Regions from separate parts of the Homo sapiens genome. Here region 2 is linked to region 1. Evidence: chromatin contacts called from ENCODE Hi-C data. All regions are on one chromosome and are shown on one strand. The core of a region is the stretch at or near the end of the contact, and the rest is flanking DNA. Distances in the headings are between cores, read along the strand shown.

Region 1 (7,204 bases), core at 242-2,741:
GGAGAATCACTTGAACCTGGGAGGTGGAGGTTGCAGTGAGCTGAGATTGGGCCATTGCACTCCAGCCTAGGCAACAAGAGCAAAACTCTGTCTCAAAAGAAAAAAATCTCTCTTTTTTTTACTGTTACAATGACAATAATAGAGGCTTTTCTCTCCAGGAGCTCTAAGTGAAATTAATGAGAATTCTCATGACCCTAGAAAGAGAGATTTAAAAAACACATAGCGCAGGTGTGGCGGCTCACACCTGTAATCCCAGCACTTTGGGAGGCTAAGGCGGGTGGATCCCTTGAGGTCAGGAGATCAAGACCAGCCTGGCCAACATGGTGAAACCCCAGTTCTACTAAAAATACAAAAATTAGCTGGGCTTGGTGGCACGCTTGCCTTTAGTCCCAGGTACTCGAGGGGCAGAAGCAGGAGAATCACTTGAACCCGGGAGATGGAGGCTGCCGCAGAGAGCTGATATCAAGCCACTGCACTCCAGCCTGGGCAACAGAGCCCATATAATTATTTGTATCTTTTTTTTTTTTTTTTGAGAGGTACTTTCACTCTTGTTGTCCAGGCTGGAGTGCAATGGCGCGATCTCGGCTGGCTGCAACCTCCGCCTCTCGGATTCAAGCGATTCTCCCACCTCAGCCTCCTGGGTAGCTGGGATTACAGGCACCCGCCATCATGCCTGGCTAATTTTTGTATTTTTGTAGAGACAGGATTTCACCATGTTGGCCAAGCTGATCTTGAACTCCTGATCTCAGGTGATCCTCCCTCCTCAGCCTCCCAAAGTGCTGGGATTACAGGCGTGATCCACCGCGTCTGGAGAGTTCTCTTTTCTTTGCGAAGGGCAAGGCGGACTAGAATGGATTCACCCAACAGCGGTGCGCATGCCCTAAAAGCATTATGGTTAGATCCATGTCAGACAGGTTAGTTTTACTGTTTGCGTTCCCCTTGTGTTGTTGCCCATGTGTTGCTACCATGGTAATCCTGCTCAGTACGAGAGGAACCGCAGGTTCAGACATTTTGTGTATGTGCTTGGCTTTGTTGGCCTTGGATAGGCGGTCCTCTGCCGTCCCCTCCGGCGGGCCGCTCTGCCTCAGGAGGGGCATGTCCCGCCATGCGCCGGGAACCAGGATCCGGTGCAGAGAGCCCCTCATCGTAGGAAATGGGCTGCTGCCAGAAGGGCGGTCACCCCCTGACCCATCACATAACGTGTTTTTGGGGAACCGGATGCTAAACTATTTGTAGACATCCTGCTTCTGGGTCAGGGTTTTCTATGGAGCAGAGCAGCTCCCTCGCTGCGATCTATTGAAAGTCAAACCTCCACACAAGGTTCCCTGCACCCGTGCGCGGGGGACCTGGTGATGTGGCGTGTCCTGTGTAATTCAGCCCTTGACGTCTACCTTCCTTCCTTTCTCCTGTTATACCCGGAACCTAGTTTCCTCGCCCGCTCATGCCCACCGGACCCGGAGCCCCGAAGCACGCAGCAGGTGTCCCTCCCGAGAGACCACTGGTGCCCGCTGTGTCTTCGGGAGGCGCCCGTCCCCATCTGCGGGCTTTCCAAGGTGCTGTGCTGGGGTTTGCCGAGGTAGGGGTGTCGCCCATGCTCGTCGTTCCCTCTCCAATTCCGCCTCCTTCCTGCACCCCGCTTTGACCTCCTTCAGGGGCTGGGATCGGATTTATCGGGCCTGGTGAGAATGGCTGAGGCGTGGGTGTCAGAGGGTGTGCCCCTGTGGTTCCTGTCCGAGTAGTGTTCACGCATGCCCAGTGGTGGCCACTGGGGTCACGGCCCCTCTACCCGCCCCAGGCGCGCGGGAATGGGACAGGAGCCAGTCACTGCCTTTCTGTCTTTCCTCCTCTCTCCGCAGCCCGGGTCAACCAGCCGACGGTGGCGGAACGGCGGGCAGGTCGGCGGAGTTAGATGGCCGCAAAGGTGGGCAGGCTCGGTGTGATAAGGTTCCAACTGGGTCTGATCGCTTCCGTCCGCGAGCGCCGGGTCCACCAAATGTCGGCGGCGAGCGCTGGCTTTGATGGTTAACTTGGGATTTCTAAGGTAGAACAGATCTCTCTGGTCAGCAGCACTACCACCTGCATCCACTAGATGTCGTTCTCTCACTACGTCGTTTCTTCCTCTCCAATTGTTTCCACAGTACTTTCAGTTGTCCTTCATTTTGTTTTTCTTTTTTCTTTTATGTTTCTTATTCCTCTTTTTACACACTGAAGCTGCTGTTGTTTTACCTTTATTTTTCTTTTTTGAGAAAGGTTGGAGTATGAGAATGTAATCTCGGCTCACCGCAGCCTCGACCTTCCTGGGCTCCCTCAGGTGATCTTGCTATCTCAACCTTCCAAGTGGCTGAGACTGCAGGAATTGCTTGATTCTGGGATGTCGAAGCTGCAGTGAGCCATGATCACGCCATTGGCCTCAAGCCTGAGTGACAGAGAAAGACCCTGTTTCAGAAAGTAAGAGAGACAGGTTAAAGAAATAACTCCTTGAAATTATTGCTATTAATTGTGATCTAAATTATCTTTTATATTTTTATATTTTTCACTCCTACTAGTTTATTATTATTGTTGTTGTTAGTATTTCTTTGTATTATTGTTTGTTATTATTGTTATTGTTTTTATTATTTAGTTATTTAGAGATGGAGTCTTGCTCCATCACCCAGACTGCAGTGCAGTGGCACGACCATGGCTGACTGTAGCCTCAAATTCCCGGATTCAAGTTCGAGACCAACCTGGGCAATATGGCAAAACGCCATGTCTACTAAAATCTGTCACTGTATACCCCCAGGGCCGTTGGATATGGCAGGTGCAAGTTCGGAGGCTGAGGCAGGCAGTTCGCTAGAGTTCGGGAGTTCGAGACGAGCCTGGGCAACAGGCTGCAGTACATTTGCCTGACCAAGGCCCACCGCAGCCTCCACCTCCCGAGCCCAAGAGATGCTCCCACCTCAGGCTCCAAAGGAACTGGGGCTACAGGCGCCTGCCATCACACCCAGCTAACTTTTTAATTTTTTTTTTTTTTTTTAAGTAGAGACGTGGTCTCACTGTGTTGCCAGGGCTGGTCTCAAACTGCTGGACTCAAGCGATTCTTCCACCTCAGCCTCCCAAAGTGTTGGGAGTATAGGCATAAGCCATGTTGTGCTGCCTTGTTTTTTATTTCCTTCATCTTTCTTTTTTTCTTTCACTTTCTTTCCTTTTCTTTCTTTTCTTTTTCTTCTCTCTCTTTTTCTTCCTCCCTTTTTTCTCATTTCTCATTCTCTTCTTCTGTTTCTCTGCCTTTCTATTTTCTTTTTCATCTTTCTTCCCTTTACATCTCTGTCTCTCTTGATCTTTTCTGCTCTCTCTCTTTTCTCAATTTGTTTCCTCCCATCCCTCTGTCTGTCCGTCTTTGTGTGGATTCTGGAAGAATCTCCTTATTCTGTATCCCCTGTGTATGTATCACAAGCCTCTAAGACTTTCGCTTTGTTGTTTTTCCTCCTTGTTGCATAAAATGTATTCACTCTTCTTTTATTTCAGTATTCTGTGGACAGTCGAGGGCTGGAAAAAAAACAGAAACATGAATTTGATTGGTTTCACAAGAGACATGGCAGACCAAAGAACATACGATGAGTACTTTGCTAAATGCCCTGTTTATTCTCCCAACCGGGCTCATAAAAGTACGGACACATTTGGTGGGTTGAGAGATCTCTATGTAGTCGTGACCCTGTAATTATACTTGACGAGAGCGGTGATGACAGACAGGCGGCACAGAAATCTGCCCTTCTTTGGTGCCAATTGAGCATGGTGACAACAGATTAAAAATGGCCTATGTCTCAAGTTGAAGGTCCTGTTTTTCTGCTCTGGTCTTTAGGAATGAGTGGAGCCTTCCCGTGCTCTGCCATTTTCTTGCATTTTTCTTTTCACATACATTCATTCACTTATTTATTAATTAATTTATTTTAAATAGAGTCTCGTTCTGTAGCCCAGGCTTTGGGGTGGTATCAGCTGGCTGCAATCTCCGCCGCCCTCGTTCCAGCGATTCTTCTGCCTCAGCCTCCCGAGTAGCTGGGATTACAGGCACATGCCACCCTACTCAGCTAACTTTTGTTTTTTCAGTAAAGACAGTGTTTCACCATGTTGCCCAGGCTGGTCTTGAACTCCTGACCTTCAGGGATCTGCCCCTTCCACCCCCGGCCTCCCAAAGTGCTGGGATAACAGGTGTGAGTCACCGCGCCCAGCCTAAATTGCAATCTTTCAAAATAAATAAGTTTTTAAAAAATAAATAGGACATCACCTAGTGGCCAGTGTTATTGAAAGTCGAGGTGGCACTGAGGGAGGTCTGGCCAACTTCACAGAGCCTGGGGCAACTGCTCTCTCTCCTTCCCTTCTGGAGGCCCCTCCGTCTCTCCCTCACTGCCTAGGGAACTTCCACCCTGGTGGGGCAACTGTTGTTCTTTTACCCCCTGGGTAAATGGTGTCTCGTTCTGTCTCCCAGGCTGTGGCATGGTCTTGGCTGGCTGCAATCTCCGCCTCTCTGGTTCCAGCGATTCTCCTGCCTCAGCCTCCTGAGTAGCTGAAATTACAGGCGCGTGCCACCCTACCCAGCTAACTTTTGTTTTATTAGTAGAGACAGGGCTTCACCATGTTGGCGGCCAGGCTGATCTCAAACCCCTGACTTCGTGATCCACCAGCCTCAGCCTCCCAAAGTGCTGGGATGACAGTGGTGAGCCACCGCGCCAGGCCACCGTCATTGGTTTTAACTGGAGATTCTAGATTTGAGGCACACCTCATTCTATGCCACAGAATGTCTTCTTTATCCTGCCGTCTCAGGAAAGCCGGGCCCCTTGTGATTCATTTCAAACCGAGAGTCACCTCATGTTTGGAAAACAGATCTGCTCCCAAGTTCAGTGGAGGGATGTGGCATGTAGGATGAGGGACTGTTCCTTCTGATTTGGTCTGCATGGTGGGGCCTAGGACTGGAGCTCACTGAGGATCGATGGCTCCCTCTACCTTGGGTTCTATTGTCCCCACTCGAGAACACGGGCCTTGGCAGATCCTGGCCCTTCCTGGCCATTAAGGTGCTGTCAGAAACCCCATCCCGAGCTCGAATGCCCCGAATGACTGTGGCCCACGCCTCTCCAGAAACATTTGAAATCTATCCTCTACGTGTGGCCACCTAAAACCACTGGAGCGCACGACACTCAGCTGCCATCCACCTCACTGCTTTCGGGAGAGAATGCTGAAAATCTCTTGCTAATTCTCTCTTGACTCGAGTTCTTCAAGGGCGTGTGGTCAGGACCTAGTGAGACCAGATGTATTAGGTCAGGCCGGGTGCGATGGCTCATGCCTGCAACCCCAACCCTTAGGGAGGCTGAGGTGGTAGGATCGCTTGAGCCCAGGAGCTCAGACCAGCCTTGGACAACATGGCCAAAACCCGAGTTGCTTGCCTGTGGTCTCAGCTACTCAGGAGGCTGAAGTGGGAGAATCACCTAACCCTGGGGTGGTTGAGGCTGCAGTGAGCTGTGATGGTGTCACTGCACTCCAGCCTGGGTGACAGACAGAGTGAGACACTGTCACAAACAGATGGACAGACAGACAACAGCTATATTATGTCCTTCTCAGGGTAGGAAGCAAAAATAACAGAATACAGCATTTAAGATTTTTTTTTTAATTTTAAATTTCAATCTACTTATTTATTAATTTTGAGTCCAGATTATGAAATCAGCTAATTTTTGTATTTTCGTAGAGACAAAGTTTCACCATGTTGCCAAGCCTGGTCTCAATTGCCTGGGATCGAGGGATCCACCCATCCTCGGGCTCCCAAAGTGCGAGGATGACAGGCATGAGCCACTGCTCCTGACAGTGTTGTTTTTTTCTTCATTTTTTAATCGCTTGTCTTTCCAGGAGTTTCACGGCAGAGTGTTTGGCTGGCTTGTTTAAATTCATTCTGAATAGAAATTGAAGGTGTCAACTTCTGGCCTCATGGACTCTGAGCTGACGAGTCCCCTGGTCTGTCTATCACGGGACTGTATATGTAAGAAGTAAAAAAGTCGTAACGTTTAAAATAAATAATTTTGTTGTACAGAAATAAACAGATGCACTCAAAACACAGAAACGATTTTTTAAAAAGTTATCTTAGTCCTGGTGGGTGTGCCAGTGATTCTTTTAGGTTTGGAGCTTGACTGAGAGAATTTCCAGTCGGTCTCTGGATGGAATTTCCAGATGATCCGATGGGTGAGGACTTAGGCTGTGTCTTCCAGGGACCATGGTCAATTAGTTGTGGGGACCACCTGGGAGGGTGCAGCCACCCACTGTGATTTGGGGGCCACTATCCTTCCCCTTCCCACTCCCCCTCCAGGTGATCCCAATTAATTCCGGGATGACACTCTCATTGGCAGACATCGGGCATCACCTAGCAGCAACTGTTACTCTGAAAACTGAGGCCTCAAGGGGAAGGAAGCTCATGGTGCCTGCGCACAGCCCAGGGCAACTGTGTCTTCTCCACCACGCCCACCACCCGCCCACACCTCCAAGTTCCTCCCTCCCTTGTTGCCTGAGGAATTGCCACCCTGATGACTGGGTCTGGTTGTTCTTTGATCACTTAAACAAAAAATAAATATGCCGGACACGATGGTTTACACCTGTAATCCCAGCACTTTGGGAGGCAGAGGCGGGCGGATCATGAGGTCAGGAGTTCAAGTCCAGCCTGGCCAGTATGGTGAAAACTCATCTCTAATAAAAATACAAAAAATTAGCCAGGCATGGTGGTATGCACCTGTAAGTCCAGCTACTCGGGAGGCTGAGGCAGGAGAATTGCTTGAACCCGGGAGGTGAAAGTTGCAGTGAGCTGAGATCGCGACATTGCACTCCAGCCTGGACAACAGAGTGAGACTCCGTCTCAAAAAAAAAAAAAAAAAAAGGCCAGGTGCCGTGGCTCATGGCTGTAAGCCTGTAATCCTAGCACTTACGGAGGCCAATGCAGGTGAATCACCTGAGGTTGGGAGTTTGAGACCAGCCTGACCAACATGGAGAAACCCTGTCTCTACTAAAAATACCAAGTTAGCTGGGTGTGGTGGCACTTGCCTGTAATCCCAGCTACTCGGGAGACCAAGGAAGGAGAATTATTCGAACTCAGGAGACAGAGGTTGCGGTGAGCCAAGATTGCACCATTGCACTCCAGCCTGGGCAACAAGAGCAAAACTCCGTATCCAAAAAAAAATAAATAAATAATAATAAT
Region 2 (6,735 bases), core at 707-3,206, 4.1 Mb before region 1:
CATGGAATAAGCTCAGTAAGTATTTATTGAACTGGTTTGACTCACTTAACAAATATTTACTTTAGAGTTTACAAATAAGTTATTCAAGTATTTAAATACAAATTTATTCTAAAATGGAGATGGAGAATTTAAATTTACCTTTACATAATATACAAAAAATACAAAGTTACAAAGTGTTAAAGACATTTTTCACCAAATCTCATAAAACTAATTCATTGTAATTGTGGACCTGACTACACATAAACTTGTAATTAAGTATTTTGAAACATACCTTGTTTCTGGGTTGTACCTTGTGGAAAAGCAAATATAGTAAATAGAAGTTGCCAACACTGAAGAGAAGATTAACAAATCTGAGCATCCCAATGGAGCAGACAACATGTTCAGACCATGCAAAGATCCAAATGGCAGGTTTGACCACTCCAACTGACACCAGGTACAAGCCAGGTAATGTAGTAATCATGGGATCCCACTTTAAAATGAAAGAAAATGAAGTAAAAGCAAGAGGTAATACGAACAAGACAGACACAAATATGTCAAGCCCAAGTCTCATCTCCAGCAACAATCAGAAATTTTGAGAAGTTAGTCTATGACAAGATTAAGTAAGTCCTTGGCAGAACAGGATTAGTTTTTCTTATTTTTTGCCCCCGGACCAGCTTAGTGATGGTTCAGGTAGCAGCAACCAATAAACAACAACTTAAAATCTATTTCTATTTTCCAAGAAATGTTCTTTAAAAGCCTTTATTTTGATAAATAAACTGCAAATGCTCCAGTTTTTAAAAGCATGGAAACATTGTTTGGGACTCTAAGTTTAGGAAAACATTTGGACCACAGGCTCCATGATGACAGCTGACATAAACTGAGACAGAAATTGTGCCAAACCCTCTGTATTGTAACATTACAATATGCCCTATAGTAAAGATTATTGTCATTTTGCAGATGAGTAACCTGAATTTCTGAAACTCAGAACATCTCCAAGATCACAAAACTAGTAAATCACAGCACCAAGATTTAAGATCAGATCTTTCTCTAAAACAGACTTTATATTTCTAGCCAGTACCCTATATTGTGTCACCAGAAAAGCAGGGGATGTTTATTTTGATATTTATATGTACATACTTGCACAGTCAAATATATATTCAAAAATGATGTGACTTGACTGGTTGCCAGTTTATCCAGTCAACAGATAGTTCACTAAAAATACCCAGGGAAGGAATTTGTGATTATAAATTGTCACTTTTTGGTAGCCGAAGATCCCTCCAGTCCACCCTATCCCACCCCTAAAATGCACAGTGAGGTGCTTAACAGGTGAGCTAAAGGGAAGTTTTCTGATATTTCCAAGGAGCACCCGAATGCCTTTAATCCTGAGACAAGGAAAAACAAAGTGGGATCGATATTGTCAGCTGCCAAGAGGAGCGCTCAGTTCCCCACTAAGTATTCTCCCAGATCACTCCTCCCTGGGGATCAGATCTGCTGTTTATTCATTCATTTAATAAATATTTCACAGATCTCAGAGACAGGAACAAAAGACTATACCCAGTTTCTTTCATGTTCTGAGGCTGGGGTGGGGTGGAAAGGGACGAGTTAAGTCTAAAGATGGGAGAAGGAGCTGGGGACGCTGGGACCTTTCAGGCCTCTCCTGGGGTGGGGACAGGTTGGGCACCCCACCTGGGAAAGGGAGAAATGGCCCTCACAGTAGCGCTGCGCCTGAGGCAGGTGGAAGATCTCGTCCATGTAGGGCTCTCGCAGCGCCCGGCTGAAGGCGGAGAAGAGGAGGCAGGACACTAAAAAGGTACAGCTCAAGGCGGCCGAGAAACAGTAACCCTCTAGCTGCGCCATTCCTGCTCCCACAGCCACTGCCCAAGAACCCACTCCTGGAAAATTCTGAGCCCGGAAACCCGAGCTGGAAACTTGGGCTCGAAATGGGCGCGCTAGACAGGACTAGCCAGACGGGGCCACATACCGGAAGGCAAAGGATGCTGGGAGAGCGCGGATCCGGAAAACAGCGGGTCGCTGTTTCCTGGAGTGACGGGTTTAGATAACGGACCGGATGATTACCCTCTCCATCACATTACTCGGGGCGCACAGTGTCAAAACTTCCGGAAAGGGCGGGTCTCGGATTTCGCGAGCGCGGGAGGGGCGTGGCTTGCTGCTTTGGAAAAAAAAAAAAGCCGCTTCTTAGCTTGGATCTTTTTTCCTGCTCATTTCCATCACTTACCAGAAGGTGGCGACGTTTCCCCACGTTTCCAATTCCAAGCCCTAAAATTAACACATTTTTTTCCCCCGTTATTTCTTTTCTTTCTCTCCAGTGATCCGAATTAATTAAACCCTCAATTCCAAGACATTTCATTCCATCAACCTTGGAGTGTAGGAAGGGGGCGTTGGTTGTGATAGCAAAGACTGAGACTTTCAGATGAAAACTTGAAGAACCAGAGACCCGTCAATGCCGAATGAACTTCAGTGAGAGGAGTGTTTGTTCGTTTGTTTGTTTGTTTAGGTTAAGAGAGAACTCTTTCAAAATGTGGATGCTCTCAGAGGATTTAGTAAAATTGACACTCCTAGTGCACTCTCATAGCCATATTACCCTGTAGGATTTGGAAGAAAATATATATTTTAGAATTTGGGATGTTTTAGGTGTGCCTGTAAATTAGGTTGTTAATATTTATAAGGCAGCCTTCTGTTTTTCCTACTAAATCATAAGCGTGAACATCTTAGTGGGTGGCATTATACATCCTTTATGTTTGTAGTCCCCCAAATGGCTTTCACACAGTAGGCACTTAAATTTGTGGACTTTTATAGGCTGTGTAGACATCATCAAATTCCTGTATTCTGGGATTAGGTGTTGGGGGCAGGAGATGTGGTAAATAATTTGAAGAATGCCGAAGATAAATTATGTGTTGGAATTTTGTCTTGAGCATGGTTGGCCATGTTTTGTAGAAAAACTTTCTCTCAGGTAACCTCAGTCAGGTTGCCTTTGGCAGGCATATATCAGATTGAGTCGGGATTTAAGGTTGCAAACCTCAGAGTTCTCAATTGAGCTCTTTTTCTGGGTTAAAAATAATTCAGTATTTCTGAACTTAAGAAAGTTTCTTAAATCAAGCTGACTGCCTTTCCAGTCTGTCTCTGCCTGTTTCCTCAATGATAAGAGGAGGTAGTGGTGAATGAGGGCTGGGACGGGAATATTTACATTACTGGAATAAAATCATGTCAGGATTCTACTCTGATGTGATGCTTAGCTTTGCTTTAACCATCATCTCCCATTTTATTATTGATTCCATGCTGTACTTATCTGTTTAAGTCACTTGTAACACATCTCCAGATGATTCAGTCTTCAAGAGGTTGATGTGATCTACGAGTAATTAGCCCCTGACCTATTGACCTGCTAAATCGTGTTATATATACTCTGCAGCTTACTGACCCACCCTAGAAATAGTGGGCCGTTTTTAAAGGGAGTAGAACAAGACTAGACATTTATGCTCTCCATTTTTCTTCATAACAATTGCCACCAATAGTTTATGTTAAACATTTGACTCCTATACATGCTGCACACATCGCTTTACATAAAATGGAAAGTTTCAAGGAAATATAGGGTTTTAGGATGGCTAGGGATCTTTATTAATAATCTACTTGACTTCATTTTATAAAAGAAGCTGATTTTTAAAAAATGAATAATTTACCTAAAATTACATAAAAAATTAGTGTCAGAACCAAGTGTAGGAATTAGAACATCAGACCAAGAGTAATAAAATAACTTCACAGCCTTATAGGTTAAAATAATCTACAATATATACTGAATTGAATGTTTCACTAGTCCCAATAACTTTACATTTACATTCCACTATTCTCTGTTTCCATACACCAATTTGAAATACAAGTTTCATCTTTTAAAAAAATGTTCGTCTTACAGACTAATTACATCAAAATCTGCTGGGGGATCATTGTGAAAAACTAGATTCTAGAGAGCCATCTCAAATCACTGAATACTGATCTTCATATTTGGAAACGATTGATGTAAAACATATTACCTAAGAATGCTAAGAAGCTCCATGGGCCCAGTAGAGTTCTTCATAGAGTACTTCACTCATTTGTTAGTGAGTTACTTTTACTATCTGCAAATCGATGAAGCTGTTGTCACTTTTCTACTCTTAGATTACAGCATCTTTGATAATCTTGAAATGCTTTCCAAAGCTCTGCTCCTAAATCAAGACCTAGTAAAATAGCTACCTCTGGGGTTTTAATGAAATAGACTACATTTTATTAGACCTATCATTTAAAACTAGATCAGCATTGATTTCAACTTATATTTTCCATTCAGAATTCCAACTGCCATTTTCCATAGATGTTTGTGAAAAAGAGTCATTAGGATGAGCAATCCCATTATAATTGCACATCAACTATTTATTTGTGCTACTTGAATTATGATAAATAAGTTACGGCAGAAAAATGGGCAATTTCTGTTGGGGTTCTAAGGATAGGTTGTTTTAGCAAGAAATACATCTTTTTTGGTTTATAAGCCATTAAGATTTTGACTTTATTTCTCTGGTATAACCTAGCTGACTTTGATCAATTAAGACATTCCTAATTTGATGAACTCAGACAACATAGCATATACTTAACTGTTTGAAACAGCCATATCTGAACAGTGAATTTCCCCAAAGGCTGTAACTGTAATAACTTTGAAGTATTAGTCCAAGAAACACCCTGCCTCTTATTGCACCCCTTTTCACTTGTTGCTGAATGAAAACATTGGCCACTTGCTAATCAGAGTGACGGTTTACTCCTTTCTAGGTGACAATTCGTTCTAGCTACAGCAGAGTACTGCACCCTGGGCCAAAAATCACAGATGATAACCTCTAAAATGCAACTCTACCCTTGAGGTCAATCTTAACATATCAATTTAAAATCTAAATTTTAAAATTAATGAATCAATTAAAAAAACACACAACATTTTAGTACAAAAGCATTAGCAAGTATTTTAGCTCTACTGAAAATGTCTTGAAGACATTGTATAGGGGACTGGTTAAACCTAAGTAACACACACACGGAGAGACCCTTCTAAAAAACAGTAATATTTATTTGGTGAGAATACAATGAACATAGGGAGGTAAAAGAAGACAAGGGATTTTAAAAGAAAAATGAAGAGGGTTACATAAATTGCTTTGAGACAATTATCCTTGGTTACAAGGACTGGTAGAAAGGGTGGCACCAGTTTGAGGTTGGACAGGCAGTTGCTGGGCAAATGTCCTCACAGAAGTAATTTTTTGTGAGATTGTGGTGGCCTTTGTGCAAAGTTGTGGTTTGTGCAGTCTTTTGTCGTAGTTCCTGTTGTCAGGCATACACGCATATAAACCCTCCCTTTCTGGTCTTCCTTAGCTCCATTTTTCAGGGTTTTTATGCAAGTGGCCCCATTTTGATTCTGATAACTTTCATAGAACAAATCTTTCTGGTTTGTGGCAGACTTTCCAGTTTTACCCTTGAAAGTCTCAGGCCAGGTAAATTCTGTAGTATCAGACAAAGAGAATGGTTGGTGATATGGTTTGGCTGTGTCCCCACCCAAAATCTCACCTTGAATTATGATCCCCATAATCTCCACGATCCCCACGTGTCAACGGAGAGACCAGACGGAGATAATTGAATCCTTGGGGCAGTTTCCCCTATGATGTTCTCATGATACTGAGTGAGTTCTCATCTGATGGTATTATAAGTGTTTGATAGTTCCTCCTGCATTCATTCTCTTTCCTACCATCTTGTAAAGAAGGTGACTTGCTTCCCCTTCGCCTTCCACCATGATTGTAAGTTTCCTAGGCCTCTGCAACCATGCTGAACTGTGAGTCAGTTAAACCTCTTTCCCTTATAAATTACCCAGTCTTCTGCAGTTCTTTATAGCAGTGTGAAAAAGGCCTAATACACTTGGTCATTTAGAAAGATATACCATACAACCCAAAGCAAAACTTCCTAAATGTTTTTTTTTTATAACAGTGGTTCTTAAAGTGTGGTCCCTGTACCACAGCATTAGTATCACCTGGGAACCTGTTAGAAGTGCAAATAATTAAGTCTTGCCTTAGACCTACCGGAAAACAAATTCTGATAGCAGAGGGAGCCAAGTAATACATGTTTTAACGTTCATTTTGTAATCACTTATGATTCCCTTAGATTCCCAAGTGGACCTGATGGACATGAAAGTTTGAGAATACTGCTGTCCTCTACATTCCCCTTGCTTTTCTGATCACTCATGCTGCTTTGTCCCCTGGTTTCTCCAATTCTTCATCTCCAGGCTTCACCCTGCCAAGGAACAAAGTTCATTGCCAATGAACATATAGACGATGTTCCTCCTCAGCAGCTGAAGAAGAGGAACTTAAATACTTACAATTTAATGGCTTTTAGTTACATATATTTATATTCAGACAGATGGCTTTTCTTTCAAAAAACTATGCGAAGGGGAACTGTGCTTTTTGCTAAAATAAGTAGCTTAAAAACCATAGTCCTACAGCTATTGCTGCCAGTTAGATAAGAAACATTCCAGGAAAAGAAACTTCATGAATTCCTTTTCCTTTAAACTGCATAAAATTTAAGAGAATCATAAATTGATTATTAAATGAATTGCACTATTATACTGATGAAATTACAGTACTATTAAATCAACCAAAGTAAAAAGTTAGAAGAGAAGACATTGAATTAATTTTAATTCTTAAATAATTTTACAGTTTAAGAGACACAGTAATATGATCTTACTAATTT

The links. A loop is a pair of places that touch in the nucleus more often than their neighbours do. Pooled maps may share reads with other maps.
Region 2: a loop to region 1 is called in a map of CD8-positive, alpha-beta T cell, with 10 times the contacts of the local background. The contact joins the promoter of ALG10B here to the promoter of LINC02963 in region 1. A Hi-C loop is called at or near these places in 2 of 168 maps with a recorded cell type or tissue (CD8-positive, alpha-beta T cell and naive thymus-derived CD4-positive, alpha-beta T cell) and 8 of 50 pooled maps.

Annotation. Positions count from the first base shown.
Region 1 is chr12:34,213,498-34,220,701 of GRCh38, reverse strand. LINC02963 (long intergenic non-protein coding RNA 2963) reads left to right here and starts at 1,491. Exons shown (of 5, transcript NR_185896.1): 1 at 1,491-1,576; 2 at 1,857-1,921. RefSeq lists enhancers at 1,314-1,814, 1,888-2,037, 1,815-2,315, 4,777-4,946.
Region 2 is chr12:38,311,995-38,318,729 of GRCh38, reverse strand. ALG10B (ALG10 alpha-1,2-glucosyltransferase B) reads right to left here and starts at 1,956. Exons shown (of 3, transcript NM_001013620.4): 1 at 1,666-1,956; 2 at 272-469. The coding sequence starts at 1,836. RefSeq lists an enhancer at 1,686-2,885.